2 separate regions of the Homo sapiens genome follow, and region 1 is linked to region 2. A link is a loop called in an ENCODE intact Hi-C map of the cell type or tissue named here. Cell type or tissue: ascending aorta. All regions are shown on one strand. Each heading gives the region's core, and the rest is flanking DNA. Links, peaks and the distances in the headings are about the cores only.

The links. Peaks named below come from ENCODE experiments on the same cell type or tissue, not always from the same donor. Only the 100,000 strongest peaks of a DNase experiment are listed, where the experiment ranks them.
Region 1: it touches region 2 in a loop (6-fold over the local background); 13 of 110 quality-filtered maps call a loop at or near these places.

The regions. Positions count from the first base shown.
Region 1 is chr12:54,431,722-54,446,939 of GRCh38, reverse strand. The region is part of intron 3 of GPR84-AS1 (GPR84, ZNF385A, ITGA5 and GTSF1 antisense RNA 1); the gene reads right to left. Among named protein-coding and RNA genes, the nearest start is that of ITGA5, 20 kb to the right of the region's middle. In ascending aorta, for the core only: a CTCF peak has its summit at 7,112 (motif pointing right); a DNase peak (open chromatin) is centred at 7,244; H3K4me3 peaks cover 597 bases; H3K27ac peaks cover 813 bases.
Region 2 is chr12:54,365,901-54,381,107 of GRCh38, reverse strand. It overlaps ZNF385A (zinc finger protein 385A), which reads left to right. Exons shown (of 7, transcript NM_015481.3): 2 at 5,154-5,264; 3 at 6,973-7,135; 4 at 9,393-9,635; 5 at 10,012-10,181; 6 at 10,387-10,482; 7 at 10,622-11,972. The coding sequence ends at 10,852. The region is part of intron 1 of GPR84-AS1 (GPR84, ZNF385A, ITGA5 and GTSF1 antisense RNA 1); the gene reads right to left. Among named protein-coding and RNA genes, the nearest start is that of GPR84, 9.0 kb to the right of the region's middle. In ascending aorta, for the core only: CTCF peaks have their summits at 10,690 (motif pointing left) and 12,253 (motif pointing right); DNase peaks (open chromatin) are centred at 10,557, 11,668 and 12,267; H3K4me3 peaks cover 2,702 bases; H3K27ac peaks cover 4,186 bases.

The DNA of each region.
Region 1 (15,218 bases), core at 2,584-10,583, 70 kb before region 2:
GGGAAATTTAGTCTTTAGCTTTCCAGCTTCTGCACACTAGAAGAGTGTGCATTCTGACCAAACAAATACATAAAATCCTTCACACTCCCACTGAAGCAATTACGACTTCGGTGCCAAGTTTTTTGAAAGAGTTGTCTATACCTGGTCTTAAATTCCCACTTACTCCTTAATCCATTGCAATCTGGCCACTCTATTACCATCATCACCACCCAATCCCCTATTTGCAGGACCAGTGGTCCGTTTTAGTCCTGCTCCCTGAAGCATTCAACAGTAGCAGATTGTTTCTTGTGATGCTTGTGATAGTGGTCATATCAATGTTGTTCATGAAAGAATTAGCTGGGGCACTGGGCGCAGTGGCTCACGCCTGTAATCCCAACACTTTGGGAGGCCGAGGCAGGTGGACCACTTGAGGTCAGGAGTTCAAGACCAGCCTGGCCAACATGGTGAAACCCCATCTCTACTAAAAAGTGCAAAAATTAGCCAGGCATGATGGTGCCCGCCTGTAATCCCAGCTACTCGAGAGGCTGAGACAGGAAAATCACTTGAACCCAGGAGGCAGAAGTTGCGGTGAGCTCAGATCATGCGACTGCACTCCAGCCTGGGCGACAGAGCAAGGAGATCAGTCTCAAAAAAAATGAATTACTTGGAGCCATCTTCCTCAAAGGGGCCTTGGACTTGAAGGGAATTAGAGCTTCAGCTGTCACCTAGACTCGCCCTTCCTTGTACATGACTAATCCAGATTAATGATGTTACTGTTCTCTCAGTCTTTTCAGAATTCCCTCACATTCAATTAGCCACCAAATCCTGGCATTTAAATACCAAAGATGACTTCCGAAGCCAACCAGTTCGTTGCATCTCCATCACCACTACTCTATTTCAGATCATTACCTTTGCCCGAACTATTGCAGCAGCTAGTCTTTTAGCCACTAGGTTTTCCTCATTCAGTTTATCTTCCACCTGCCATAGCACAACTTTCATGATATTTAATTGTTCTTAATTTACCCAGTAATAGTAAATAGCAGGCCGGGCATGGTGGCTCATGTTGGTAATCCCAACACTTTGGGAGGCTGAGGCAGGAGGATCACTTGAGCCCAGGAGTTCACAACCAACCTGTGCAACATAAAGAGACCTTGTCTCTACTAAAAATAAAAAAATTTAGCCAAGCATAGTGGCAAATACCTGTAGTCTCAGCTACTTGGAAGGCTGAGGCGGGAGGATGGCTTGACCCCAGGAGTTAGAAGCTACAGTGACCTGTGTTCACACCATTGCACTCCAGCATGGGTAACAGAGTGAGGCCCTGGCTAAAATAAATAAATAAATAAAAGAGTAATAGCAAAGGCTTATGAGCACTTGGTATGCACCAAGTACTATACAATGTACTTCATATGCATGTCACATTTAATTCCACATAATAAAGTGGATACTGTGCCTACAAGTAAAGATACAAGTCCTTCCTTGATAAATAAGGAAGCTGAAAGTCCTCAAACTTACAAGATTTGACCAGAGTTGTTTAGTTACTATATGGAGAAACCAGAACTGGAGTCATGTCTGCTACCCCTAAAGGCAGCACTCTTAACCCCACTGTATTTTATGATTGCTACAGCCTCATCTCTCCCCATCCTATTCATAGTCTAGCCATGGCGAACTCACCGTCTTTCTAATATATGGTGGTCTTTAATAACCATACCTCAGCACATCTTGTTTCCTGAAATGCACTTGTTCCCTCCCCTTCCCAATGCCTTTCTGCTTAGCATATTCCTATTCCACCTTCAATTCCAACTTAAATGTTACCTCTGGAGTAATTTTTCCAAGTTCCCTGTTCTATGCTCCTACTTTTCCCCATTCATACTTTTTTTTTCTTTTTTTTTGAGACGGAGTCTCGCTCTGTGGCCCAGGCTGGAGTGCAGTGGTGTGATCTCGGCTCACTGCAAGCTCCACCTCCCGAGTTCACGCCATTCTCCTGCCTCAGCCTCCCGAGTAGCTGGGACTACAGGCACCTGCCACCAAACCCGGCTAATTTTTTGTACTTTTAGTAGAGACGGGGTTTCACTATGTTAGCCAGGATGGTCTCGATCTCCTGACCTTGTGTCCGCCTGCCTTGGCCTCCGCTGGGATTACAGGCATGAGTGCTGGGATTACAGGCATGTAAGTGCTGGGATTACAGGCATGAGCCACCGCGCCTGGCCCGTTCACTCTTTTTTTAATAATACTTACTGAGTTGTGTTGTAATTAGCTTCTTAATGCTTGTATCTTTCAGGGTTTAGAAGGAAACAGAAACCACTCTTGATATTTTAAGCAGAAAGGGAATTTAATATAGAAAATTAGGTACTTACAAAATCATTTGAATAGCTGAAGGAGCAGGCTATATGTGAGACCTCTAGGAATGACTCTCAGAACACTACTGAACTAACTCACCAAAGGAGCTACAGCCTCTGATGACCACTGGAATACTAAGTTTAAGAAGATAGCACCATAGCTACAATCTAGAGATCAGGAAACTGCCACACAGTCCAACAACATATGTAATATCAGACTTTTTATAGAGCTACTGACTAATGTAAACATCCAAGTACATGGTCCACAGAAGAGAGAATAAAGGAAACTGGATAATCAGTACCTGGAGCATTGAGAGTTTGCTCTAGGGTGTGTTGGGGTTTTTGAATGTTTACTTTCATAATAAGATTGAAGTAAATGATGAGTTAATGGGTGCAGCACACCAGCATGGCACATGTATACATATGCAACTAACCTGCACATTGTGCACATGTACCCTAAAACTTAAAGTATAATAATAATAAAAGAAAAAAAAAAGAAGAAAAAAAGATTGAGGTAAGTCTCTCTTTTTTTTTTTGGAAGGAAATTAGTTATTTTCAAAGCTCAGAGAAATATGTACCATATGCCAAACCACCCCCCAAACCACCCCCACAAAAAAAAAAACTGTTACTATAGTAGTTGAGTACTAAATGGACAGGCAAACCTACTTGACAAAAGTGGTTATACCCAGGCACAGTGGCTCAAGCCTGTAATCACAACCCTTTAGGTGGCCAGCGTGGGAGAATCACTTGAGGCCAGGAGTTCAAGACCAGCCTCAGCAACATAGCGAGACCGTCTCCACGAGAAAAAAAAAAATTTAAAAATTAGCCAGGCATGGTGGCATTTGCCTATAGTTCCAGCTACAGACTGAGGCGAGAGGATCCCTTGAGCCCAGGAGTTTCAGGCTGCAGTGAGCTATAATTGCACTATTGCACTCCAGCCTGGCCAACAGAATGAAACCCTGTCTCAAAAAAAGTGATTATGAAAGCAGTTGAGAGGTAACATTGAACTAGCAGTCAGACAAACATATTGAGTCTAAGATGAGCCCTGTGACCTTGGAAATGTCAGTTAAACATTCTGTGCCTTAATCCTGTCTTCTATAAAATGAACAAATTGAACTAGATGACCTGTAAGGTTCAGTCCAACAATAAAATTTCATGTTTTTTAGTTATTCAATTGAAAAAAAGTATTTTTATAATGAAAAGGAAAATTATGCAACCATTTCTAGGGCTTGCTTTACTTTTGATCATTCTGTAAAATTTTCCTGTCAACCTTAAAATATTCTCTGAGGCCATCCAGATGAGGTGAGAGAAGCAGTGGGAGGAGAAAGTAACCTAGAAAAGGAAGGGTTTTTGCCCTGACCATATTGAGTCAAATGTAGTTTTTTTAAACACACAGAGCAGCTTTGGAGTTCCCTAATTTCCCAATTGGGGGTTTTAGTTAATCTGTCCCCAGAAGTTAAGCAGGGAAAAAATTCTTCAAAGAACCATCACTGATTCTAGGAGCTGGAAGGGCTCATCACAACCTCAAAAGCTAGGCTTGTTACCAAAAAAAAAAAAAAAGTACATTGAAAGTGTCCTCTAGGCTATGTTAGCTGGGCCAGAGATTAAATGGAGCTTTCCGCTAAGTCCCTGCAACTTCCTCTGGGCTATTTGAGGTACTTGCTGAGTTTTTGCCCTAATTTCTTTTTTTCCTTCAAGACTTGCCCTTCATTCTCTTGCTTCTCCGGTGTGAACTGCTTTTCAGAACATTTTCAGACAAACCTTCAGATGTTAGCGGAGGGACAGTTTGCCAGTACTGTTTTGTTGTTGTTATTTCCCCAAAAATAGAGACGATCCAGGAGCGACTGCTGCTGTCTTCAGAGGATGCTGTGGTATTACATAGCCCTTGATTTCTCCCCTGCCAATATGCTTTTTTATTGTGCTTCAAAGCTTGTTTACTAACTCCAGCTTAGTCCCTTGACTCTCCTCCCTTACCCTGCCCCATGCATTGTGCATGTCAAAAGGTAGAAAAAAATAACAGCTGCTTCTCAGCCCTCTCCTTTGAAGAACTGCAGAATCACCAGGGCTAACATGTCAAATTGTACAGCCTTAACCAAACCTTTGCACAGAGATGTTTCAGGTTAGGAGAAAGGAAAAAAAATTTTTTTTAATGTAATAGCCTCTTTTCTAAGGGCTTTTAACAGACAGGCCCCAGGGCTACCTCTCCTTGCTGCAGAATATATAAATAAATAAGTGAATGAGCAGGGTTTAGTTCTTAGCCAAGAACGATAGAAACCCCAGTGTTGTATCTGTTGCTATGTGGAGCCAATTAAATGAGATGGACACACGAAGATTTGTTTTAGTTACAGCCCTACCATAATACCATTCATAATCAAAGGCAGTGTTTCCCAAAGCATAGTTCAACTGTCACCTACATCACAATTATTTTAGGGGCTTGCTTTAAAAATGCAGATTCCTAGGCTTTGATCCAGGTTTCCTGAATCAGAATATTTGGAAGCAGCACACAGGCATCTATTTTTAGCAGTACCCCTTATATTAATTCGTATGCACAATAGTTTCTGAAACCACATATTATTGAATGAAGGCTTTTAGGAATATACTAAAATACTAAAATTAGGAAGGAAGATAATTATACTATTTGAATTTTTAAGGACCCAAGTTCTTTAAAAATCTACACACAAATCACAAAGTAAAGAGTATAGGGGCTGGGCGAAGTGGCTCATTCCTGTAATCCCAGCACTTTGGAAGGCCAAGGCGGGTGGATCACTTGAGGTCAGGAGTTCAAGACCAGCCTAGCCAACATGGTGAAACCCTGTCTCTACTAAAAATACAAAAATTAGCCGGGCGTGGTGGCGGATGCCTGTAATCCCATCTACTCAGGAGGATGAAGCAGGAGAATCGCTTAAGCACAGGAAGCAGAAATTGCAGTGAGCTGAAATCATGCCACTGCACTCTAGCCTGGGCATCAAAGCAAGACTCTGTATCAAAATAAAAATAAAAGCATAGTAGTGATTAAGAACATGAAGATAATAAAAGTATAGTATTTATCTCATAAGATCATTTAAAGGTATAAGTGGGAAAAATGCATTAAAGTTTTTAAGAGTTTTGTTTTTTTGCTTTTATTTTTTTGAGACGGAGTCTTGTACTGTTGCCCAGGCTGGAGTGCAGGGGCACAATCACGGCTCACTGCAAGCTCCGCCTCCCAGGTTCACGCCATTCTCCTGCCTCAGCCTCCCGAATAGCTGGGACTACAGGCGCCCGCCACCACGCCCGGCTAATTTTTTGTACTTTTTTAGTAGAGATGGGATTTCACCGTGTTAGCCAGGATGGTCTTGATCTCCTGACCTCATGATCCACCCGCCTCAGCCTCCCAAAGTGCTGGGATTACAGGCGTGAGCCACCGCGCCCAGCCTCAGTTTTTAAGAGTTTTAACGGTAAACACTCAATATATCTTAACTATAATGAATAAACTGAAGATACGTAATACAGAAATGACATGAACTGTATGTAGCATAAGATGATCCCCAACATTGTCTTAATTTCTTCTTGACTCCTTCCCTTTAAAACAAAAATTTGAAAGATATTTAAAGGGCATGTTTTAAGTGAAAACCAGACATCCAAAAAATAAAAAAGAAATGACTGCTTCTTACTTAACCATGTTAGATGTTCAGCTGGAGAAGGAGAGTAAATTTCTGGATCTGATGTAAATTGTTTTCCTAGTGCTGTAACCTCCATAAATTGATATTATTGTGCACCCTGATCAATTTTGAGGATATGTATTGACATCGTCCCCATTTCACCAATAAAGGATTCATTTGAGAGCTGTCACTACTTATATACAACCTTCACTTCTGAAGATATAGCCCAGGGACTTTGGTGAATAGCTAGCCCATGGTTTCAGCATGGACAAAATGATTGTTAATGGGTTCTAATGGAATTGTCTTTGCTAATGAGCATAGGAAGAGAACTGCTGGTGGATGTGAAAAGAACAGTAGAGGACACCCCCAGTGTCTCCCATATCTGAGTCAGGTGGCAGACAGAGAGACGAGGAAAAGGCAATTCTTTAAGATTGCTTTCCCCTTGCCCTAAGGCTAACAAGGACCCTCTGATCTAACCCCACCTACCTGCTGTTTTCTGTCTATGAGCATAGGAGGTGAATAGAGTTTAACCAACCTATATCCAGAGCAACTGAAGCAAGGAAGTGAGGCTCTTGATCTAACCCCTGAGATGTGTTTTGTTTTGTTTTGTTTTGTTTTGTTTTGTTTTGTTTTGTTTTGTTTTGTTTTTTTGAGACAGCGTCTTGCTCTGTCGCCCAGGCTGGAGTGCAATGGCATAATCTCGGCTCACTGCAACCTCCGCCTCCCGGGTTCGAGCACTTCTCCTGCCTCAGCCAACAGAGTAGCTGGGATTACAGGCACGCGCTATCACGCCTGGCTAGTTTTTGTATTTTTAGTAGAGAAGCGGGTTTCACCACGTTGGCCAGGCTGGTCTCGAACTCCTGATCTCAGGAGACCCACCCACCTCAGCCTCCTAAAGTGCTGGGATTACACTTGTGAGCCACTGCACCTGGCCAACAGATTTTTTTGAGAAAGCAGTGTATGGGGGAAATTGTACCCAAGTCTCCCTAGTACCCAGTCTCCCTGAAAAGGCAGTCAATCTGCCCCCATAGCTTCAACAAATTCTGAGAGGGAATGATTTAACCTTGGGATAAATGTAGAGTATTGATGAGGTTTTTTTAGACTCTATGCTAGTTCTAAAGAAAAAAACTGAGACAGTGTTGTCAACCTCCTTGGTGTCCAGTAGGTGGAGATATAGTCTAAGGTTGTCTGGGACTGCAGTGGAAATTTTAGGGCACTAGATAGCTTCCAGAGTCTTCTGAAGTCTGTGGGAAAGAGTAAGCAGCGTGCCTTTTCTGCTTCCCAGTCCACTCATCCTAACCCACACATACCTCACTTCTCTGCCTTCCCATTCTTAGACACTTTGGCTGAGACGGAGGTACATACCACGTAGGGAGGAGTGACATCAAGAACTCTACAGTGGGGGAAAGTTGGGAAGAGAGAGATCACAGAGACATTTGAAGAACTTTCCTGAAGTCCAGGTCCTGTGCTATTCAGCACAGATTCTAGGTTGGCAGTAAGGTGTCCTCCCTTCTGCCAATCTGGAAATGCCAGTATCTTAAATCCATGGAGGGACCACCCTCCTAAAATTCTCACACATACACAAATCTAAAAGTGACACAAACCGGGAACAGCAGACCAGACAAGATGCACTATAGGTATTCAGCCAGCCATCTGGCATCAAGTTAATGCATGAGTGGACACCCTGCCTGCCAATGGGCACTAGGCCATGACCACCAGTTGGGTACAATCAGCCTGCCAAGGTGAAGGGCATCCCACAGCATTGCACCTATCAGCTTCCCTGCCACAAACTGAATGGAGCTCAGAACTTGAGAGACCTCCTGCCTGTAGAGAAATAGACTCAGTTCCTCATTGAAAACAACAGAGGAAAGAGAGGCAGGGAAAGGGGGCAATGCTCTATTTTGCCTGAAAATAGTAGCAAAGTCTCTTCGTCCTATCCTTGGAAAAGAAAAGTCTGGAAATTGACCCTTCCCAACCCAGAACTGGAAGTTGGGAGTCAGTAGGATAAAATGGTATGTTATTTTATCCTACTGAATGAAAGCAAATGTGGCATGATGGAAAGAGCTGACTTGGAATAAAGACACCTGAATTCTATCCCACATCAGCTGTATGACCTTGGGCAAGTCATTCCCTTTCTCTGGGCCTTGCTTAAAATGAGGACATTGGGCTAGATGATATCTAGAATATTGTCCTCCTCCAACATCTGCTGTTCAGTTCTGAGAAGTAATGACTTTGCCTTGTTGAAGTTGACCAGTCTAGCACCCACAGAACCCCATGTGACCCCAGACATAAGCTATGTCTGAGCTAAGGGAACCGAGTACTAAAGGAGTGGGAAAATGAAAGTTCTGAGCTCCCAATGTCCCTTTCCCACTATCTGTTTCCCACCACTGGGGACCCACTACAGGGATTTGAATATCAGAGATCCAGATCTCCTAATCTTTTGTAGAGTGAGAAGGCTGGAGGCTCCAGTCAGCCTTGTAACCAAAAGAATCTAAAACTACTATTTTAAAAAGAAAGTGATGCTCATCTGGGTAATATTCATTATATTAATATGTATCAAAGCCAGGCGCAGTGGTTCACAACTGTAATCCCAGCACTTTGGAAGGCCAAGACAGGAGGATTGCTTGAGGCTGGGAGTTTAAGACCAGCCTGGCCAACATAGCAAGAGCCCTGTCTCTACAAAAAGTAAAATTAGGCCGGGCGCGGTAGCTCACACCTGTAATCCCAGCACTTTGGGAGGCTGAGGTGGGTGGATCACCTGAGGTCAGGAGTTCAAGACCAGCCCAACCAACATGGTGAAACCCCGTCTCTACTTAAAAAAAAAAAAATCCACAAGTTAGCCAGGCGTGGTGGCAGGTGCCTGTAATCTCAGCTACTCTGGAGGCTGAGGCAGGAGAATGGCTTAAACCCAAAAGGTGGAGGTTACAGTGAGCCAAGATCGTGTCATTGCACTCCAGCCTGGAAGACAAGAGTGAAACTCCATCTCAAAAAAAGAAAAAAAAAAAGTAAAATTAGCCAGGTATGGTGTCACATGCCTGTAGTCCCACCTACTCAGGAGGCCTAAGTGAGAGGATGGTATGAGCCCAGGAGTTTGAGGTTGCAGTGAGCTATGATCAGGCCACTGCACTTCAGCCTGAGTAACAGAGTAAGATCCCATCTTTAAATATATAGAGATAAATTTTGGGTCTAAGGCCGATATGTCTCTGATCTCTGCTCCACTGCCCACCCAACCCCACCACCGCCACCACCAGCAGCTGCCCTTTCTCACTAGAGTCTCTTCCTGCCCCTTTATATTTGCAATGGGCTGACTCTGTTAATTCTTCCTGCCTGTTGAGTGTTCACCTGGTCCCTGGTAAAGGACCTGTGCCTGAATTTATCCTGTGAAGAGAGGAATGCCTTTACTTTCCCTCCAGACATTGATTCACTTCCTTTGCCCAGGTGAGTTTCCATAGGATATTGGAAACATTCCATTTACCAGAGCTTTCATATACAACCAGGCTGAAGAAAATATTCAACTATTGAGAACAGAGAATTTGGGGAGATTCCAGTATGACAAGTAACAATAGTCATCTGAGAACTGAGTTCTACCACTTGTCCTCACCTCCACCCTGAGAAATCTTAAATGCCCTCAGGGAAGAAAAGCTAGTCAGACTAATTAATATCTTGTTTTCTCTCATTGAGTTGCCTTATGCTGAATTTCAAAGAGAATATCATTTCACTTCTTATGTATCAGATGTTGTAGTATGCTCTAATCACCTAGGTTAGGGGTGGGAGAGTAGTTGATATAATAACTTGAGGTAAAATAAGTAAGACATGAATCTTACTTTCAAGAAATTTATGGTATATATTATCTATACATAAGAAGTTACCCCCAGGATGTAGTTACTTGAAACAACAATAAATATTTATTCTCTCTCTCAGTTTCTGTGGGTCAAGAATTCAAGAGCAGTTTAGCGAAGCAGTTCTGCCTTGATGTCTCTCTTGAAGTTGTAGTCAAGATGTCAACTAGGCTTGTAGTTATCTGAAAGCTTGACTGGGGTTGACCACTCTGTACTGCAAGCTGGTTCACTCACATGGATAGCAAGTTGGTGCTGGCTTTTGGTGGAAGGCCTCAGTTTCTCTCCACATTGGCCTCTCCATAGGGCTGCTTGGTGGCTGGCAAGAGATCCAAGAGAGAGACCATGGTGGAAACTGCAATGTCTCTTATGATTTCATGTTAGAAGTTACACATGTCACTTCTACAGTATTGTGTTGGTTACATGGGCCAGCCATCATTCAGTGTAGGAAGAGAAAACACAAAGGGCATGAATACCAAGAGAGGAGGGTCAATGAGGCCATCTTGGAGGCTACCACATAATCTATCTGGGATTTCAAAGTTATGATAAAAAGTAACGCTAAATAGAAGAGCTAGTATGTTTATAAACCTACAAGAACTTTGAATATGCTCATGATAGAATAAATTTCATAGTTTTTCACAAAATGCCATTGAATAAGTGACTTCAGTAAACGCTATTTTCATTGAAACTTGGTTTTTTTTTTTGCACTCCTTGAAAACATTCTTCAGAGTAGGCTAAGGGATTTAATGAATTATATGGTTATCTTAATTTTCATTCAAAGGATGTTAGCCATGCTGCTATAACAAAGAAACCCACAAATATAGTGACCCTCTTACTTCAAATAAAGTAATAGTACAGAGATATATGGAGCAGATGGTCTTTGGTAGAAAAGGCTTGCATCTCTGGGTCCATGGTGGCTGCTTAATGTGTCACCATGTCATAGCAAGCAGAAGGATGAAAGAGTGAGAGAGCAACTACTTTTCCTCTTTAAAGACATGACCCAGAAGTTACACACATTGCTTCACTCACATTCCATTGACCAGAACGTAGTTATGGGACCACCTGTAATTGCAAGACAGACTGGACAGTGTAGTATCTAGCTGGCAGCCATGCACCCTGCTAAGATTTAGTGTGTGGATAGCAGGGTAGCAGAGTCATATTATTAAAAGGAAGAAGAGACAGGATGATGAGAATGAGTGGTCTCTGCCACACTTATAAAATATAATTTGTGGGGACAGGTCAGGTGACAAAAGTTAACAAGTAATTGGACCACATCTCTGGATCCAATTCAATAATTAGATGCAAATTAAAAACATGATAGTAAGAAACGCTATCTTGCTAGAAGACTACGTTGTAAAAAACAATGTCACACAATTCAGAAATTAGTTTTGTAATGTTGCTGTGTTATGTTTACCATTGCTTTAAAAACAGGTTCAGTTTATTCAAATATTTGTTTAGCCAGGCAACGTACTTGGCAGTGGAAAAACAGAAGTAAACAAGATCCTTACCTCACAGAACTTAGTCTAAAAGGAGAGACAAACAGGAAAATACAATATAGTGGGGTAGATGCTGTGACTAGTGAAATCAGGAGTACTGGGTGGGGAATTAATGAATGCTTCTTGGAGGAATCAGTGTTTGTGCTGAGACTTGATCTATAAAATACATTCCATTCAATCCCAGCTACCCGGGAGGCTAAGGCACGAGAAACACTTGAAACCCAGGAGGCAGAGGTTGCAGTGAGCCAAGATCACGCCACTGCACTCCAGCCTGGGCGACAGAGTGAGACTCCATCTCAAAAAAACAAAACAAAAAACAACATTACAGAGAGCACATCAGAGTTTAAATAGATTTCAGATTTATCAACAGACAGAATGAGGCTTTAATATTTATAACCAAGTACTGTAACCATACATATAGTATATTAGTTTAATTATCCCAACAAATCTATGAGAAAGATATTACTGCCATTTTACAGGTGAAGATATTGAGACCCAAGGAGGTTAAGTAACTTGCCAAGGTTACATATCTGTTAAGTAAGGGAGGCAACTTTCAAACTCAAGTCTTTTCAGATGACTTCCCTGTATAAAATAAAAGCACATTAACAAAAAGCAAACATTATCATTAAAAATTCTGGCCAGGCGCAGTGGCTCACGCCTGTAATCCCAGCACTTTGCGAGGCTGAGCCAGGCAGATCACAAGGTCAGGAGTTCGAGACCAGCCTGACCAACATGGTGAAACCCCGTCTCTACTAAAAATACAAAAATTAGCTGGGGGTGGTGGCGCGTGCCTATAATCCCAGCTACTCAAGAGGCTGAGGCAGGAGAATCATTGAACCCAGGTGGCGGACATTGCAGTGAGCCAAGATCGTGTCATTGCACTCCAGCCTGGACAACAGAGCGAGACTCAGTCTAAAAAAAAAAAAAAAAAATTCTATGGAACATGCTTTCATAAAATATTTAGAGTTGCTTCTATCATAGGTGCATTCAAATGTATTCAATTTCTAAATTATACAAGGACTTTATTAATACACTGGATAATTAAGTGCTAGACCATGTACTCCAGACTATAAGCCTAGGACTTCAGAATAGTGGCACATTGCTGAGATTTAGAATGAGCTGGGGAAGTCCAGGCTCAGTGGCTCACACCTGTAATCCCAGCACTTTCGGCAGCCGAGGCAGGCAGATCACTTGAGGTCAGGAGTTCAAGACCAGCCTGGCCAACATGGTAAAACCCCGTCTCTACTAAAAATATAAAAATTAGCCAGGCATGGTGGTTGGCACCTGTAATCCCAGCTATTCAGGGGGCTGAGGCAAGAGATTCACTTTAACCTAGGAGGCAGAGGTTGCAGTGAGCCGAGATCACGCCACTGCACTCCAGCCTGGGTAACAGAGCAAGACTTCATCTCAAATAAATAAATAAATGAATAAATAAATATTTTAAAATAAAATAAAGAGGCCAGGCGCAGTAGCTCACACCTGTGATCCCAGTACTTTGGGAGGCCGAGGCAGGCGGATCATGAGGTCAGGAGATCGAGACCAGCCTGGCTAACACGGTGAAACCCCGTCTCTATTAAAAATACAAAAAAATTAGCCGGGCGTGGTGGTGGGCGCCTGTAATCCCAGCTACTCGGGAGGCTGAGGCAGGAGAATGGCGTGAACCCGGGAAGCGGAGCTTGCAGTGAGCCGAGATGGCGCCACTGCACTCGGGCCTGGGCAGCAGAGCGAGACTCTGTCTCAAAAAAAAAATGAATAAATAAAATAAAATAAAATAAAGAATGAGATGGGGAAGCTTATGCAGGGCTTGGATGGGCCTTGATGACCAGTACAGAGGACAGTGCATTCCAGACACTGGAATCACAGGAGCAAAGCTGAAGACAAAATGGGCACATTAGTGAGACAATACTGAGACACTGAGACCCAAATGACTAAAGCAGAAGGTGTATTAGAAAGAAGCTTTCTGGTTCTCCCAGGTACAGGAGAAGGGAGAGATTGGAGACCTCAGGGTCATTTTACCCCCATTTAAGTGGCCATGGTAGCTGTGACCTACCCCCACTTTTCTAGGAAAAAATATATTCCAGCATTCCCAAGATCTTCTATCTTCATTGTAATCATTTTGTCACCTTGAATATCAAAAGACATATTATTTTCCTAATGCTAGTCCGGGGCTGTACCAATTGACAGACACAATCTTTGCTTCATTCAAGTTTCCAGTCTAATAGGATACAAACAGACAATTCAGAGAACAAAATGGGGCAAACTTAGCCCAAAATAAGAGCATCATGATTCCCTTAAGATGTCAAAGTGCTTACAGCTGTACCATGTAGGAGGCCATAACAAATGCTACATTTAAGAGGACACTAGGCATGGGTGGGGTGGTCCCAGGCTTGATAAGGTTACTTAAGCCCCCAAATCCTTGTGGTCAACCCGAACAGTCACCTGGAAAAGGGCTGATGAACAGGATACCTTTCCTCCAAAGGAATCCTGCCTCTCCTATATGCCCCGAAATGAGCATTGAGTGGGAAGCTAACCAGAGGGAAAAATAGGAGCTGCTGTTAGGGTCAGACAGGATCCAGCAGCCTGCAGCCTGGACCCAAGCGTGCGGAAAAGGCCATTGTCTGAGTGGCTTTCTGGATTTCCTGCCCTCAAACACCTACCCCGCCCAACATGCACACTCAATCTCTTGCCTCCTGCTCTGCCATCACTGTGATTAGCAGGCACTGCCCACCAAGAGGACAACAGACCACTGAGGTTCTCCTAAAGTGAGAAGGGAAATCACCCAGACCCATCCCCAGTGGGGAAAGGCAAAAAGATGACACAGAACAGGGCTTTAAGATTACTAGAGAAAAGTGTTTCCAGATCTTAATGAAGATCCAGGATCCTCCTTATCTCTCAACCCGCACTCATTTCTCCTAGGTCTACTCATCCAGGAGACGTAGAGTTTTCTGGCACAAGTGAGCAACAGCTGGATGGGGGTGGGGGGTGTGTCTATGTAGGTGTCTGTGCCTCCAGGCACGTCCCAGTGGTTTTTATGTGTGGGAGAGGAGAATTCAGCAAACAGGGTGTGGTTGTGGGTGTGTCTCACGTGGGATGAGGTATCTACAGAGCAGTTCTGTTGAGATCCTTGGGCTCCCTGCTCTACCAGCCCTGGCATTGAGTCCATTTCATGACCCTGATGAGACCAGATTCCCAGCTGATGACGCCCATTCCCAATCACCAGCTTCCAGCTCTTTGGCCCCTCCCCCATCCACACGCTTACTCCTCTGGCAGGCTAGCTGGGCTTTTGGCTGGGAACTGAGCTCAAAGCGGAAACAGGCAGTTGGAAGGTGTGATTTATGTCTCTGACTTCACCCCAGGCTGGAGCCCAAACACTTGGACCCTCTCCGCAAGTACCCGTCTGGCAAATTATCTCCTCCCCCTCAAAATCTCAGGCTCTTCTAGCTGGTCAGAGGTCTTCCAGGCAAGCCCATCCTCACTACCATCCCCCCTCTCCACTAACACTACCACTCACACCTCTAACTCCTGCTGATTACAGTGATAGAAGAATTAACTTCACTATTACCCACAGGAGGCAGGATTCTCCTATCAGCCCCAAACAATAGATAAATCCCTCCATATATCTAATTTCCTTCTCTCCTGCTGCTGACCAGCAGTTGGTAGAAACAAAGGGGAGCTAACTCACTCAGAATTCTGCCTCTGGCCTGTCAAGGTCTCTTTGCAGATTTAAGGTAATCCTCAATCCTGTGATTGTTTCTATCTCTAGAGACTTCTTAGAAACATTCTCAAAGACACCAGAGTGCCATTTTCTTGCTCCTGATCAGTAACTTGATGCATATCTTTATCTGCCATTCATCAAGATCTGGAAAGCACACTCCACCCCCCACAATCTGGAAGCCTAGAGTCAGAAAAGATCTTGCTAGGAAGTGAGAATCC
Region 2 (15,207 bases), core at 7,208-15,207:
TCTCCTTCCTCAGCCTCCAGAGTAGCTGTGGCTACAGGTGCACACCACCACGCCCAGCTAATTTTTGTATTTTTAGTAGAGACAGGGCTTCACCATGTTGGCCAGGATGGTCTCAATCTCTTGACCTTGTGATCCGCCCGACTCAGCCTCCCAAAGTGCTGGGATTACAAGCATGAGCCACTGCGCCCGGCCAATTTTTGTATTTTTAGTAGAGATGGAGTTTCGCCATGTTGCCCAGGCTGAGAATGGGATAGTATTAACACCAGCTCACAAGGTTGTGAGATCATATTACATAATCATAATGCCTAGCACAAACTAAGTGCTCAATCAGTGTTAGCTGCTATGATTATTATGCTATTGCTATTGTTTTTATTTAAAAGAGGAGTAAAGAGAGAAACTTAGGATGGTCAAGGCCTTAGCCTTCGGGAACGTGCAGAATTAGGCAGTGGGAACAGGAAGAGGCTTCAGCAAAAGGAATGGAAAAGCCACTGGAGCGGGTGGGGAGGGAAATATGTTCCTGTAGAGTTGGAGAAGCCAAGGGAGAGAGTGTGGCGGGCTGCATCAATACTGTCAAATTCTGCAGGGGAATGAGGACTGCAGAAAAGCTGCAGACAGGCCTTTGGAAGTACTGTGCAGCAGTTAAGTACGTGGCTTTGGAGTCAGACTGCCCAGGTTTAAATTCAAATCCCAGTTCAGTCACTTACTAGCTTATGACCTTGGGCAAATTATTTAACCTCTCTAAACCTCAGTTCCCTCCTCTATAAAATGAAGATAATAATAGTACTTACTTCAAATAGTGGTTGTGAAGATTAAATTAGATAATCCATGCAAAGAGCTCAGTACAGAAGCTGGCACATTGCAAGGGCTCAATCAACATTAGATGGTGGTGGTGATATTATTATTCATGACAGAGTCTCTCTTTCCCAGTGGACTGGCACCTCCAGTGCTCTCTCCTACTTGGGCAGTTCCTACTCCTTAGACCTCTTCTAGAATTACTGTCTCCCCTCGTTCTCCTCCCACTCACTCCACTGCTTCCCTCTGCCCTTGGACGTCCCTCACTGTTTCCCAAAGCCACCCTCTCTCTAGATCCAGTCCCCTGCTTCACTAATGTCTCTGCCTTAGGTGGGATGGGAGAAGATGAGACCTAGAGATGAAATACTGGGAATCCCAGGACCTGTCTAGACAGAACGAGGTGTCTGGGGGAGTGGGCTGCTAGGCCCTACAGCCTCTGGTCCCCCAGTGCTGCCCCCACTGAACCGCCAGAGGGCAGCAGGTGCACGAAGCGTGGGCTTTCAGGGAGCCTGGTTCTCCGGCAGGTGGCGGGCGCGGGTAGGAGGTGGGAAGAAGTTAGGAACGACATCCCCAGTCTGAGGTCGCTTTTGCCCTGGGTGCCCTCAGCTCCATGATTTGGAGGAGTCTCTGAGAGAGCAGTGCCTGACACCTGGGTACCCGGGTTCAGTTTCCCATCCCTAGGGAGGGAAGTGACTTGTAAAAAGGTAGCAGCATAGGGGCCGCCGTTTGCAGAGGAAGCTGGGGAAGGGTCGTCTGGGGACTCTGAAGACAGACTGTCAGCAGGGGATCTAGGGAAGGTGGGGCAAAAGGGGTGAAAGAAAGGAGAAATGTCTGAGTTGGTGGGGACCCTGGACCCAAGAAGGAGCCCCAGTGGAGGCAACGAGGTCATCTGGTCAATGCCCCTGCCGCGGGGCCAAGCGGCTCCTTCTCTTCAGAACAAGCTCTTTCCTAGGAGTGTCTGGATAATGGACATCTCCCTCTTTCCGCCCTAGCCCCCTTTCATTCCTCTTCAGCTCCCTGTCCCTGTCCCTGTCCCTGTCCCCGCCCCCGTCCTCGGCCCCGCCTCCGGGGCGGGCTCCGGCCCGGGCCAGCGCCGCCTCCCCTTCTCCCCGCCGGCCGGGCCGCACAGCCCCGAGCCGCCCGGGCAACGAGCGCCGCGTCCCTGGCCTGCCCGGCCCGGCCAGGCGCGGCCCCCCAGCCCGGGTCCGCCACCCCGGGCCATGGAGCCGCGGCCCCCAGGGTCTCGCAGGGTAAGCCACCCGGCCCCTCCTCTCTCCCTGACTCCCGCGGCTGCCGCAGCGCACCCCCACCCCGTCCCCGCCCGCCCCTGCGGGGCTGGCTACCGCTCCCTCTGCCTAGTCCTCGGGCTGTCCGGCCCATCCCCCACATCGGCGCGGCCCTAACCAATCTCGGGATCCCAGCTCATGCCCCCAGACTACTGCCACCACACTGGATACCCTGACCTCTGCTTCCCACATTCTTGGAGTCCCCCAAATCTTCAGACTTCCTGTCAGGTCCTACACCTGCCCTCCAATGACCACACTGATCAGATCCCTCCTCTCCAGCCCCAGCCCCTTCCCAGCATCCCTCCCCCACCAGCTTGCACCTGCTCTCTAGATACCCCCTAGCTCCCTCTCTTTCCTATCTCAGTCCTTCCTCAGGTCTTCCCATCCCTGAGATTCCACCACCTTTCCCTTTTCGTCTTAATTTTGGTGGGTGGGGAAGTGGGATGCTCACACAAGGGGCAGCAGTTCCATCAGATAAAGGGCAATGGAAGGAAATATAATCATAGCACCCCTCCTGTTCCTGATCTGGTTTCCACCTTCCCTCTCCCTTGCCCTTCCTGATTCATTTTGCCCCAGCGTCAGGGAGCGGTTCCCCTTCATGTCTACTGTTGGAGGGCAGGTGGGAGGGGACTGTTTTATGGACCTTTCGAGGCCGTGTCCAAGCCAGCATCCCAGGGAAGAAGCTCTGGAGTGAGATGGGCTCTGGGAGGTGCTGGCTTTCACCCCTCCCCAGGGAGCCCTCATCTAGGTCACCGGGGCCTCCTGACCTTGGCCTGGAGCAGCACTTCAGTGGCTCACATTCCACCTGCACAGGGATTGGGCCCAGGAGTCCTCACTTTCATCCTGGTGTCTCCTTAGTTCCTGGAGGAGGGTGGGAAGCACCCACCTGACTCCACTGCTGCCCTCTTCCCCACTCCCCACTCCCACTCCTAGTTGGTGTTTATGGACTTAAACCAGGGGAGGGGGTTGTGCAAAAGCTAAGGTTCTCACCCTGGAGGAAGGACCCAGGTAGGGCAGGAACCATTCTCATGGTATGGATGTTGGGGTGGCCAGTCCACAAGTCATCCTCGGGGTACTGTGTCCTCAGCCCCTCTGGAGAGCAGGCTGGCATGATGGGGCAGAGCATAGGCAGAACTAGGAGACTCTGCTTCCCCCTTCCATCCCACTCCTCTCTCCCTACTGTTTTCATCCAACTTGGGTTTCCTGGCCCAACTTGAGTTTCTGTTTGAATTCCCATTCCCCACCCAGCATGTGAGGAAGCCCAGGGCTGAGGAGAACTCTGGAACAGAGTTGGGGGTCTCTAAATAGGAAGGATTAAGGCCTGGAGACTGGGAACTGAGAGCAGCAGTCTGTCTCCCCTTTCTGATTAAAGACTGTCTCCAACTTGGTCTGTCTTTCTTTCTGCCAAACACATCATACATTTACACAGATAAACACACAGCTGAAGATTACACCACCTGACCATTCATGGTGCCATCAAAGCCCCCGACGCAGAAATGTTGATATATAAATGATGTACGCACAGTACATGACACTTATTCACACTCCACCCATGCACAGATTGATCACAGCCTGCCTAACACACACAGACACACCCGTTCTCCTGTTTGGCTTTTCCCTGGATGTGACTGGGGCTTCTGGGAAGCTGAGGTAAAAAAAAGTGAGCCCTTAGAGAGGCTTCTTTCCAACCAAGAGTAGGCCAAGAGATTGACACTTGTCAGTCAGACCAGTTGTCTGAACCCAGTCCTGGTCCCTGCCTTCAGCACTACCCAAATGGAGAGTGGATGAGGCCACCATCTATTTCACAGGGATACGAAAGCCCATTTCCTGACATTAACCCCACCCAGCCAGTGAAACTACTGGTGAGAGGAAAGGAGAGTCCAGAGGACAGGGCTTTCCAGACTCTTACTACTTTCCCCCACTTCTTGTTCTCTCACCAGTGTCTCATTGGAAACCCTAAAGACCTGTCACAGAGATGGGCTCGGCTGAGGAGATAAGGACCCCAAGTCCCCAGCAACTATTTTTCACTTGATCCCTCCACCCAGAAGATAAGGTTTTGTCCTAATTCAGTCCCATTCTTATGAGAGAGCCCAGCCATCCCCCAATCTTCAGTCTCAGCTGCATTCCAGGCTTTCCTCTCCCTAGCTGCCTAGAGGCCAAAAGGGAGGAGAACTGTTGAGGGAGGCAGTTTTCACACCTCTGAGCCCCTGGTTTTCATCCCCTGATAGCAGAAAGCCTCAGAGAAACTCCCGTCCTCTCCCTTACTCATGTGAACTCTTGGCAGGAGACTGCAAAGACGTCTGCTGACCCAGGGTGGGGACAGGGATGGTTCCTAATCCCGCCCAGCCCCACAGCTCTGCCCTAGAAACCCTGATGATCAGGGAGAAAAGGTTCAGAAGATCCCTGGGCTGCCTCGGGCCAGCCCAGCTGCTTAGGTCCCCCCATTTAGTCCCCATGATTCACTAGAGCTCCTACTCTCTCCTGAGTTCTTTTACTCCCTCTAGAAGTTGCTGCCCTTAAGAGGTCCAGAGAGTGTGTGTGTTAGGGCGACCAGGGATCCAGAGTTGGGAGGCTGGGAACATCTGTCTCCTGGGACTAGAGGCTGGGCTTGGTGATAGTCTTACCCCAGAGTGGAGGCCCAAAGGGCTCAGAGGCTTCAGCTGAAGGCCCTAGGATCTAGGGTGCTTTGGGACTTCATGTCAGAGGCCTCTGGTGGATTGGCTTCACTGTAGGAGATAAGTCAAGGTGACACAGTTGTATGTTCATGGTATGATGGACCAAGGCAGGAATCCAGGTTCAGATACCAGATCTGCTATTAACTCATGGTGTGACGTTGGGCAAACCACTTCTATGTCCTGTAAAATGGGAGCATTGGGCCAGTTATCGATCAGGTCCCTTTCAGTGCTATGAAGATTGGGCTAAGAGAGAATCAGAAGACTGAGGCTCAGATCCCTCAGGCATATTAAGGGATAGAAGGGGTCTGGGGACCTTGGTTCAACACAGATATCTGTGTTGGGGGAATGCTGGACATGAGTTGCGCTAGGGTTCCCGGCTCACCCCAGCCTGCCTCCACAGATGGACCCTGTGCAGAAGGCTGTGCTCTCCCACACTTTTGGGGGACCCTTGCTCAAGACCAAGCGGCCCGTCATTTCCTGTAATATCTGTCAAATCCGCTTCAATTCTCAGGTAAGAAGCCAAGCTGCTCATCTACCCAGTGGGTGGGGCAGGGGCAGCAGGGGAACTTGAGGGAGGGCAGAGGCTGGGTGAGAACACTTACTCTGGTTGAGGGGCAGGGATTAAGGGGATATTAGGCAAAGAGCAGGGAATGGGGATACCGCAGGAGGGGCAGGGTCTTGTGGAAGGCACTGGAGAGACACAAGAAGTTGCTGTGTATTTTGACATGAAGTAGATCAGTCCTCTAAAGTTGACCTCTCCCTCCCTTGAGACTTGGGCATCCGTGGTTCAGAGCTTCTTGGAACATAGGTGGCCATCAGTGTCTGAGCAGGAGTGTGGCCTCTGGCCCACTGGTTCTTGGGTATGGGGCAGAGTTAGGTCATTGGCTCCCCCACAGAGCCTCTGTCCTCTTTGGCCTCTGCTAAACTCCTCCTTGGCCCACCCACTTCGCTCTAACTTTCTGGCTTCCTTCTCTCTCCACCCCATTTCTACTCTCCTCCCTCCAAATCACACACAAGGCCTGGCCCCTACTCTTATCCCATGGGGCTTTCCCCTGGGGAGAAGCTACCCCAAACCCAAAACCCAGATGTTCAGCCTCCCAGATTTCCTCCCTCTGAGGCTCCACTGGGACTCTGTGGAGTGTGTGTGGCTCTAGAGGGGACTTTGTGGGGTGCAGGCCCTGAGAGCTTTTGGAGAAAAACAGCAGAGCCTCGTTCTGCTGAGTAGGGGAAAATAAAAGCATGTTCTGTTTCTCTACCCAGTACAGAGACACACACACACACACACACTCCATACTACTGGGCTCTGCACACTGCTACTTTACCCCTGGGCTGTCAATCTTCTTTTCCTGCCTATCCACACCTTTTATTTCTGCCCTTGTCTGGGTGACCCTGTGCCTCCAGGATGGTACATTCTTAGCAGGGGTATACATGGGAGTGGAGCAGGGTGGGGAAGGGAAGACAGGACTAACCCAGCATCAGGCCTCTGCTTTAGCTTGGACCCCAGGCATCCTGTCTATCAACCCTGGCTCCACTCACTGGTGGATGGTGGAAGACTAGAGGGGCAGGGAGCCAACAGCAGATAGCCCTTCCCACTTTTTGCCCTACCCTCCCCTCCCCCATCAAATGGTTCTGTTTTGACAGCTGTCTCCACTGCTGTTTTCTGTCCCCAGAGCTGGGCTCGGGGCCAGGGTCCTCCAGGGTGTCCACAGAGGCTTCAGGGAAAATGAGACCCAAGGGGAAGTAGTCAGGACAGAGCCCAGGCATCAGGGATCCTGGGACTTCCAGCCTCAGGGTGAAAGCAGCAAAGGCTGGATCCTAGGGGCAGAGGACTTGGGCACATAGCCTTGGGGTCTAAGAGGATGCTGACTGACTGGATTGCTAGGCCTCTCCCCATTTAGAACTCTTCCATAGGTTTGTGGTCCCCCTGTCTCTACCAGGACTAGGTGGGGGTCTGAGTCAGCAGCCAGGCCCTGGGTGTGGTGGTAGGGTGGAGTCTGAACTAGGTGGGGACCTAGGTTCCCAGGGACTCAAGCTTGAGAAGCTAGTCTGAGCCCCAGGAATAACCAGGACTTATTGGTATGGGGCTTTACATCTCACTGGTGTACAGAAAAATTCACTGCAGCCTGCTGAGATCACCCCAGGACTTGAGGGAGCTCTGTGGGGAGATCGGTCAGATGAAAGGTGATCTCAGATTCCATTTTCTTCCTCCATCCCTAAAGAGCCAGGCTGAGGCGCACTACAAAGGTAATCGCCACGCCCGACGAGTCAAAGGCATTGAGGCTGCCAAGACCAGAGGCAGGGAGCCTGGCGTCCGAGAACCTGGAGACCCAGCTCCCCCAGGCAGCACCCCAACAAATGGGGATGGTGTAGCACCCCGTCCAGGTGTGTCTGAATCCCCGCATATTCTTCAACTGATCTCTGTCTTCTCTATTCTCTCCCCCTTTTCCAGAACTGTCCTCTGCTTCCATCTCTCTCTTCCTCAGTCCCTATACCCCCACCCCCACCCAAGGTGAGTCCTGGAGCCAGGCACAGTGATGTAAAATTTCCATCCTGTCACCCTTACCCCCACCACAGCTCCTCTCAACAGAGTCCCCACTGTCTGTCCTCCCCACAGCCCAGTGACTCAGAGAGGGGCTAGGGTGAGGCCACCTGGCAAACATCCCCAAGAAAAAGAGAACCACCAAATCCAGAGAGATGCCTTTTCATCTTAGGGAGAGGGGCAGGGAAGGGAATCAGAATATCTGAGTTCCTGCCCTACTGGGGCTCCCCTCGGGGAAGACAGAGAGTGCAAGAAACCCAGGAAACTCCCTGGATGATCTTGGGTAGTAGTAGACCTTTTGACCTCCCTAGTCAGAGTTTTTTTTTTTTTTTTCTGGGAAATAGAGGAGTGAGACTAAGATCTTTGAGGTCTTTTCCAAGTTTACAAGATTCCTTTTCCCTCATGGCTGGTGACCATCCTCAGTCATACTTGCAGCCAAGAAATTGGAAAGCAGGAATATTGAGACAGGAAGATATGATGAGCCACCCCCATCCTGGGATTACCACATCGGATGTCAATCATGGCCAATTCCAGAGAGACCTAACATCTCCATCCTTATACTTGCCTGTCCTTCCTGCCCCACCCTAAGAAGAATGAGAAACAAACATCTGTACTACCAGCTTGGAAACCAGGACCCCATTCTCAATACACACACACACACACACACACACACACACACACACACACACAGAACCCCCTCAGGGATGCACAGTCAGAGTGAGTGGGCAGGCGGGCAGGTGGGGGAACTGAGTTCTGTTTTTTGTTTGTTTGTTTTTTGAGACAGAGTCTCACTCTGTCGCCCAGGCTAGAGTGCAGTGGCACAATCTCAGCTCACTGCAACCTCCACCTCCCAGGTTCAAGCGATTCTCCTGCCTCAGCCTCCTGAGTAGCTGGGATTACAGGCACCTGCCACCACACCCGGGTAATTTTTGTATTTTTAGTATAGAAAGGGTTTCACCATGTTGCCCAAGCTGGTCTCAAACTCCTGACCTCAAGTGATCTGCCCACCTCAGCCTCCCAAAATGCTGGGATCACAGGCATGAGCCACCGTCCCCGGCCACGGGAAGCTGAGTTCTAATTGTACTTTGGCTGCTTCTTAGCCTGATCATCTTAGTTTGTTAACATCTCTGTAAGATGGAGAGGAAGAGGATGATGATGATGATGGTGATAGCTAACATTTCTTGAATAGCACTTTACACATATTACCTCATTTAATTCCTACAGTATCTCTGAGGATATAGGCAGGATAACTATACCTGCCGTGCTTTATAAACCATGAAGTCCTGTCCAGACTGAGATGTGGATGTGCTGTCTGGATTGGGATGGAGGTGAAGAATGTCAGAAAAAAGTAAGAGAAATAAGGGGAAGGACATAGGATGAACAAGCAAATGGGTACCTGGAGGGGTGAGGAGTTCCCCTCCCACAAGCTCCCCACCCCCACTGCCAGCCTCGCCATGACCCGGAAACTGGATCAGCTGCTGGAGCAAGAATGGGAGCGCTAGAGTTTCCCCTGTACAGAGGCCAGAACCCAGCACTGAGGCCTAGGGCCTGTGCATCTTTAATCAAGCCATGAATTATAGAGCAGCCTACATCCCTGTTTCTTCCCTCTCCGGTTCTGATGTTTCTATTTCCCTTTTGCCATGCCTGTGTTTATCTCTCCAGACCTTTCCTCACCCTGCCTCTGCCCCTTCCTAGGGCTCTTTCGTGTACTTCCTGGGGGCTGGGCAAGACTCCAGGAAGGGGCTGTCCTGGCAGGAAGCCCAGACTGGCTGGCAGGCCACTGAGGGGTATATCCTTGTTGCATGCCTCTCCCCCTGGCTGGGCTGGCTGCCAGCTTCACCCTGAAGGTAGGCTGGTGAGGCTGGACCCCTTGGCCATTCCCAGCTAATGGAGAATGAGCCAAGCATTGGAGTTTCACACCCAGCCTGCGGCAGCTGGACCACATCTGGCTCTGGACCAGGGCATGAGAGCATGCATGTTGTAACAGGGTGGGGACTCCTGGTCCCTTGCCCTCCAGGAAATGGGGGGGGTCTCTTCCACATGAAGAGTCTTCTCCAAGAGCCATCTAGGGTGATCCCCATGTTTCTCCCCCAACAACAGTTTCCATGGAGAATGGACTGGGGCCAGCCCCAGGATCCCCAGAGAAACAGCCTGGCTCCCCATCCCCTCCCAGCATTCCGGAGACTGGTCAGGGTGTAACCAAGGGTGAAGGGGGGACTCCAGCCCCGGCTTCCTTGCCTGGGGGTAGCAAGGAAGAGGAGGAGAAAGCCAAGCGGCTGCTCTACTGTGCTCTGTGCAAGGTGGCTGTGAACTCCCTGTCCCAGCTTGAGGCACATAACAAAGGTATGGACTCCCCTGCCCCCACCCAGACTCTCCTGTCCTCAGGCCACCCCTGCCTCTACATCCTAATGCCCCTGGCTTCCAACATCCCTAGACCATCTAAGACCTATCAGCCTATCTGCCTGTCTCCTTCTCCAGCCATCTCCCCTGTTCCTTAGCCCTTTACTTCCTCAGCTCCTCCCTCCATCTTACTCCTTTACCTATGACTCTCTCCTGATCCACCTCTTTGGGAGGGTCCCAAGGAGCTTAGTTAGAAAGAACCCACACTGTGCCCACCCTCTTCCCCCTCATATTGTACCTGGGAATGTGCATTCTGAGGCCCAGTAGGCCTGGATAATTTTTCTTCCACCCCTTACCTCCTGCCCTCTCTGGGCTCCAGGTACTAAGCACAAGACAATTCTGGAGGCCCGAAGTGGGCTCGGGCCCATCAAAGCTTACCCTCGGCTGGGGCCTCCCACCCCGGGGGAACCAGAGGCTCCTGCCCAGGACCGAACTTTCCACTGTGAGATCTGCAATGTCAAGGTCAACTCGGAGGTCCAACTGAAACAGGTGGGTCTAAGGCCCTTCCCAGGAATTCTGGGACGCTCCACCCGCTAAGTGGGGAAGGGGAGCAAGGAGCTTGAGTAAAGGCCCTTCTTCAGAGTTTTCCCCAGGGGGCCAGATGGGAGGGGGCCGGTGCTTGGAGCTTGATTATACTCCCTCGCTGTTGCCCCTTTCCGGGAGCTCACAGCCCCCTATCCACTGGCCCCCGCAGCACATCTCCAGCCGGCGGCACCGAGACGGCGTGGCCGGGAAGCCCAACCCACTACTGAGCCGTCACAAGAAGTCTAGGGGCGCCGGGGAGCTGGCGGTGAGGCCTGGATGCTGGGAATTCAGCAGTGGGAGGGCGCGGGCGGGGAGGAGAGAGGGACGCGGGCTTTGCCCAGGGAGAGGTGGGGTTTGCAGGACCGCCGGGTGACTTCTCTTCCTCCGCCTTTCGCCCGCTTCAGGGCACGCTGACTTTCTCCAAGGAGCTGCCCAAGTCCCTGGCGGGCGGCCTGCTCCCCAGCCCCCTGGCGGTGGCTGCAGTGATGGCAGCGGCAGCAGGCTCGCCGCTGTCCCTGCGCCCGGCTCCAGCCGCACCTCTTCTCCAGGGACCGCCGATCACTCACCCTCTGCTTCACCCGGCCCCCGGACCCATCCGAACTGCGCACGGACCCATCCTCTTCTCCCCGTACTGACCTCAACCCTGAACCCCTCCCATTCAACTCCCCACCTCCAGCCGGGACCCAGGCGTCCGGGCTCCCAGCCCGCCCCTCCTCCCGGCACTCCCTAAATGATCTCTCCTTCCCCCCCCCCACCCCGAGATACGGGGTTCCAGGAAAGGGGAGGGGTAGCGGGGGAGGGGGGCTTCAGAAGGGGGGGAACACCCCAGATCTCAGGGAACCCCGCCCCCTGCCTTTCCCTCTCCCCTAGAAAAGGGGGGGCCGTCTCACCCCCGAGCCCCCTTGGAGACACCCCCCCTCCCAAAAGCCATGTCCATCCAGCCCTTCCCCCCAAACCTAGCACAAAACGGGGTTCACAAGCCATGGTCGGGGTCCGGGGGGGACAGAAATGGATTTTCTTGGCAATAAGCGGACTCTGGGACTCCGGCTCCCTACCCCAAACTGAAGCGCTTCCGTGAACACCCCCGTCCTCCGTAGGGGGAGGGGAGCAGGCGGGATCCTGGGTCCCTCATAAGCACTTTGGTTTTACCGCCTGCAACCTCACTGTGCCCGCCCCGCACCATGCCCTAGCCCCAGGTCTAGCCGGGCCCATTGCAGGGGGCAGCACTTGGGGGCATCTCCGGCACTTGGGTGGGACCAAGGAGATGCCACCATAGACCTTTCCCTCGCCTTCTTCCTCCCTAGTCCGGGTTCCATTCTTTTCACCAGCACCCATCGCCCAAGGGGTACCGAGGGGGGCAAGGGGTGTCCAGTCCAAGCCCACCCCCGCCTCGCCTTCCGCAAAACTGTGAGCAAAAAGCAATAGAAGCCTCGCCCCCGCCCTTCCCCTTCGCAGGATTCGCCGAGTCTGTAGCCTCCCCGATCCAAGTTCCTAGACCTCATGGCTGTCCCCTCCCACCAGTCACCTCCACTGCACAACTCGGGCGGGGGTGTGACACCTCTCCCCCACCCCCGACTCCGTGGTTTCCGTATCGTCAACCCTTCAGCCGCCGACCCGGGAGGGGTCTGGCCTACACTGGTCTTCCCCTTCCCATCAACTCTTTCTGCTTGACAATGTAGCAACCCAGGCCCCCCACCCACGGTCCTCCCCTTTTTCCTCTCCCTGACAATAAAGTCTGAATTTGTTCTGCCCTCCGCCCCTAGACTCAGACTCTGTCTTTGCCCGCTGTTTTGGGAGCAATTCTGTCGTTAAATGTATCTGTATGGGACCGGCACAGAAAGAGGAAAGGGAGCGAGAAGGAGGAGGGAAACGGAAATCGGGGGTGGGGGAGGCAAAATATGAGGCTTGTGCAGAGTGAGCAGAGGCTCCCCATCCCACCCACGCCCACTCTCGTCCAGCTCGTGTAAACTTGGCCTGGGGGATCATTTCTAGTCCAAGTCTGGGACTGCAGCTGCAGCTGTTGAGAATTTGCCACAACTCCACAAGGCGGCGCCAACGACCCGGAAAAGGAGTCTAAGCCCGAGGCTAAGCCGCTCCTGTAATGTGTTTCGAGATTCCACGCAGATGGGTCTAGACTCAGTCTCAGACAAAGAAAAGAATCCAGGCTTTTGTGTGTCTGGTGGGAAACCCACGCCAGCGAGACTCAAGGCACAGGAAGAAACGGGGGGCAGAGACTGGGGATCTGAGCTCTAGGCTCTGGCCCCACATAAATAGTGACCTTGAGTCAGTCCTTGCCCTCTCTGGACCTCAGTGTCACAGTCTTCAAAATAAGGAGACTTGAGTCTTTCAAAGGTTCATTAAGATCTCATGTATCCAAGACTGAAGAACTGAGACTGTGCCATTTACAGATATACTGGAATACCTTCTCAACTGGCCCCTAAATGGTCTGTGGAACAGGGAAACACTGTTCAGCTGTCTCTCACATGGTATGTGAGGAAAATGGTTTCTCCGTTATCTCCAAAATGTGGTTCAACCATACACTCCCAAGAGCAGCCAGTAATCCTGACCCCCTCTATCCCTACTGAGAGGCAGGAAGTTCAAACAAAAAAGCCCAAACCAAAACCCAGAATCTATGTGAGTTCCTCCCGACTTTCATCTCTGCTCACTTCCCCCACTCTACCCACTTCCCAGTCTTGCAGAAGAAAGGAGGAGGGAAGTTGGGATGATGTCTGTTAAACAGGAAAGAGAGGGGAATGGGGGACTCCTGGGTTTGTCAACTGTGAGGCTGAAAGGAGGGTGTTCACTGTGGGTTCAGAATTGGAACCCAATAAGGAGTGTTTTGGTGTTTGTTTGCATGTTTGTTTCCAGGTAAATCTAGCTTTAAAAGGGGTGGGAGGATTCAGAAGGATGCGGGACAAGAGAGGCCCTATAGAAGAGTGGGTAGAGAAAAGCAGGGGCTGGGTCACATGTGGGGAAGGAGATAGGGACTGGAAGAAATTGGGGTTAGAGAGTCTGGGATCCTAGCAGACCCCACAAGTACTTCAAGTCTGCTAGTTTAAAACTGAATTCATTATTTACCCCTTTCCCTAAGCCTGCTCCTCCTCCCACATTTCCTATCTTATTAAGAGCACCACCATCTGTCTGGAAAACAGAAAGTTATCCTAGTTCCTCCTTCTTCCTAACTCTTCATCCAATGAATCACTAAATAAGTCCTATTTGACCTCCTAACAACCTATGGATCCTTATCATTCCTCCATTCCCACAACCACTGCCCTAACCAGGACTGGCTCCATAATTTGTGGGACCCAGTGCAAAATGAAAAAGCAGAGCCCCTTATTCAAAAAGTATAGTATTAAGAATTTAAAAACAGTGATTGACGAGCATTTAACCAAGCACCAGGCCCTTCAAACTGCAAGGCCCTATGCAGTTGTACAGGTGGTCTGGCCCTAACTTAGGGCCATTCTATCTCTCGTCTGAACTAGTGCCTCTTTACCCATTTCGCTCACTCCCAGGCTGCACGCCTTCATTCTTTACTCACAGCAATCTAAGTGCAAATCTCACCAACTCCTTCAGCATGAAACCAGCTCCTTAGCACGATACACAAGGTCCCCCTTGACCCTGCCTGCTCAACTCTCCAAGCTCTTCTCTGTTGTTCTCTACCTCATGCCCTTTGTTGGCTTCTACCTGAACCTCTGCGCCTCTACACATACTGTTCTCTTTGTCTAGAATGTCCCTCTACTTATCTCCCAAAAAACTCTCCTGTTCATCATTCAGAATGCAGCTCAGTAACCTCTCTGTGAACCCTTTCCTCACCTCCTACTTAATAGTATGCTCCTTTTCTCTAAGCCTCTGATATATCATTCTGGGTTGTTTTGTTTTGTTTTGTTTTGTTTTTTGAGAAAGAGTTTTTGCTCTGTTGCCCAGGCTGGGGTGCAGTGGTGCAACCTCGGCTCACTGCAACCTCCGCCTCCTGGGTTCAAGCGATTCTCCTGTCTCAGCCTCCCAAGTAGCCAGGATTACAGGTGCGCACCACCACGCCTGGCTAATTTTTGTATTTTTAGTAGAGACGGGGTTTCATCATATTGGCCAGGCTGGTCTCGAACTCTTGACCTCAAGTGATCTGCCCGCCTTGGTCTCCCAAAGTGCTGGGATTACAGGTGTGAGCCACTGCACCCAGCCATGTATTTTTTGTTTGTTTTTTGTTTGTTTTTGAGACGGAGTCTCGCACTGTCACCTGGGCTGAAGTGCAGTGGCGCGATCTCGGCTCACTGCAACCTCCACCTCCTAGGTTCAAGAGATTCTCCTGCCTCAGTCTCCCAAGTAGCTGGCATTACAGGTGCCTGCCACCACACCCAGCTAATTTTTTGTATTTTTAGTAGAGACGGGGTTTCATCATATTGGCCAGGCTGGTCTTGAACTCCTGACCTCAAGTGATCTGCCCGCCTTGGCCTGCCAAAGTGCTGGGATTACAGGTGTGAGCCACTGCACCCAGCGATGTATTTTTTGTTTGTTTTTTGTTTGTTTGTTTTTGAGACGGAGTCTCACACTGTCGCCCGGGCTGAGGTGCAGTGGCACCATCTCGACTCATTGCAACCTCTACCTCCTAGGTTCAAGCGATTCTCCTGCCTCAGCCTCCCAAGTACCTGGGATTACAGGCGCCTGCCACCACGCCCAGCTAATTTTTTGTATTTTTAGTAGAGACGGGGTTTCACTATGTTGGCCAGGCTAGTCTCGAACACCTGACCTCATGATCCACCTGCCTCGGCCTCCCAAAGTGCTGGCATTAGAGGCATGAGCCACTGCGCCCAGCCTGTTAGTTTGTTTTTCTAATTTTTCAGAGACAACGTCCTGCTGTGTCACCCAGGCTGGAGTATAGTGGCACAATCTTTCTCACTGTAGTCTTGACCTCCCAGACTCAAATGATCCTCCCACCTCAGCCTCCCCAGTAGCTGGGACTACAGGTGCACATCACCACAGCTGGCTATTTTTT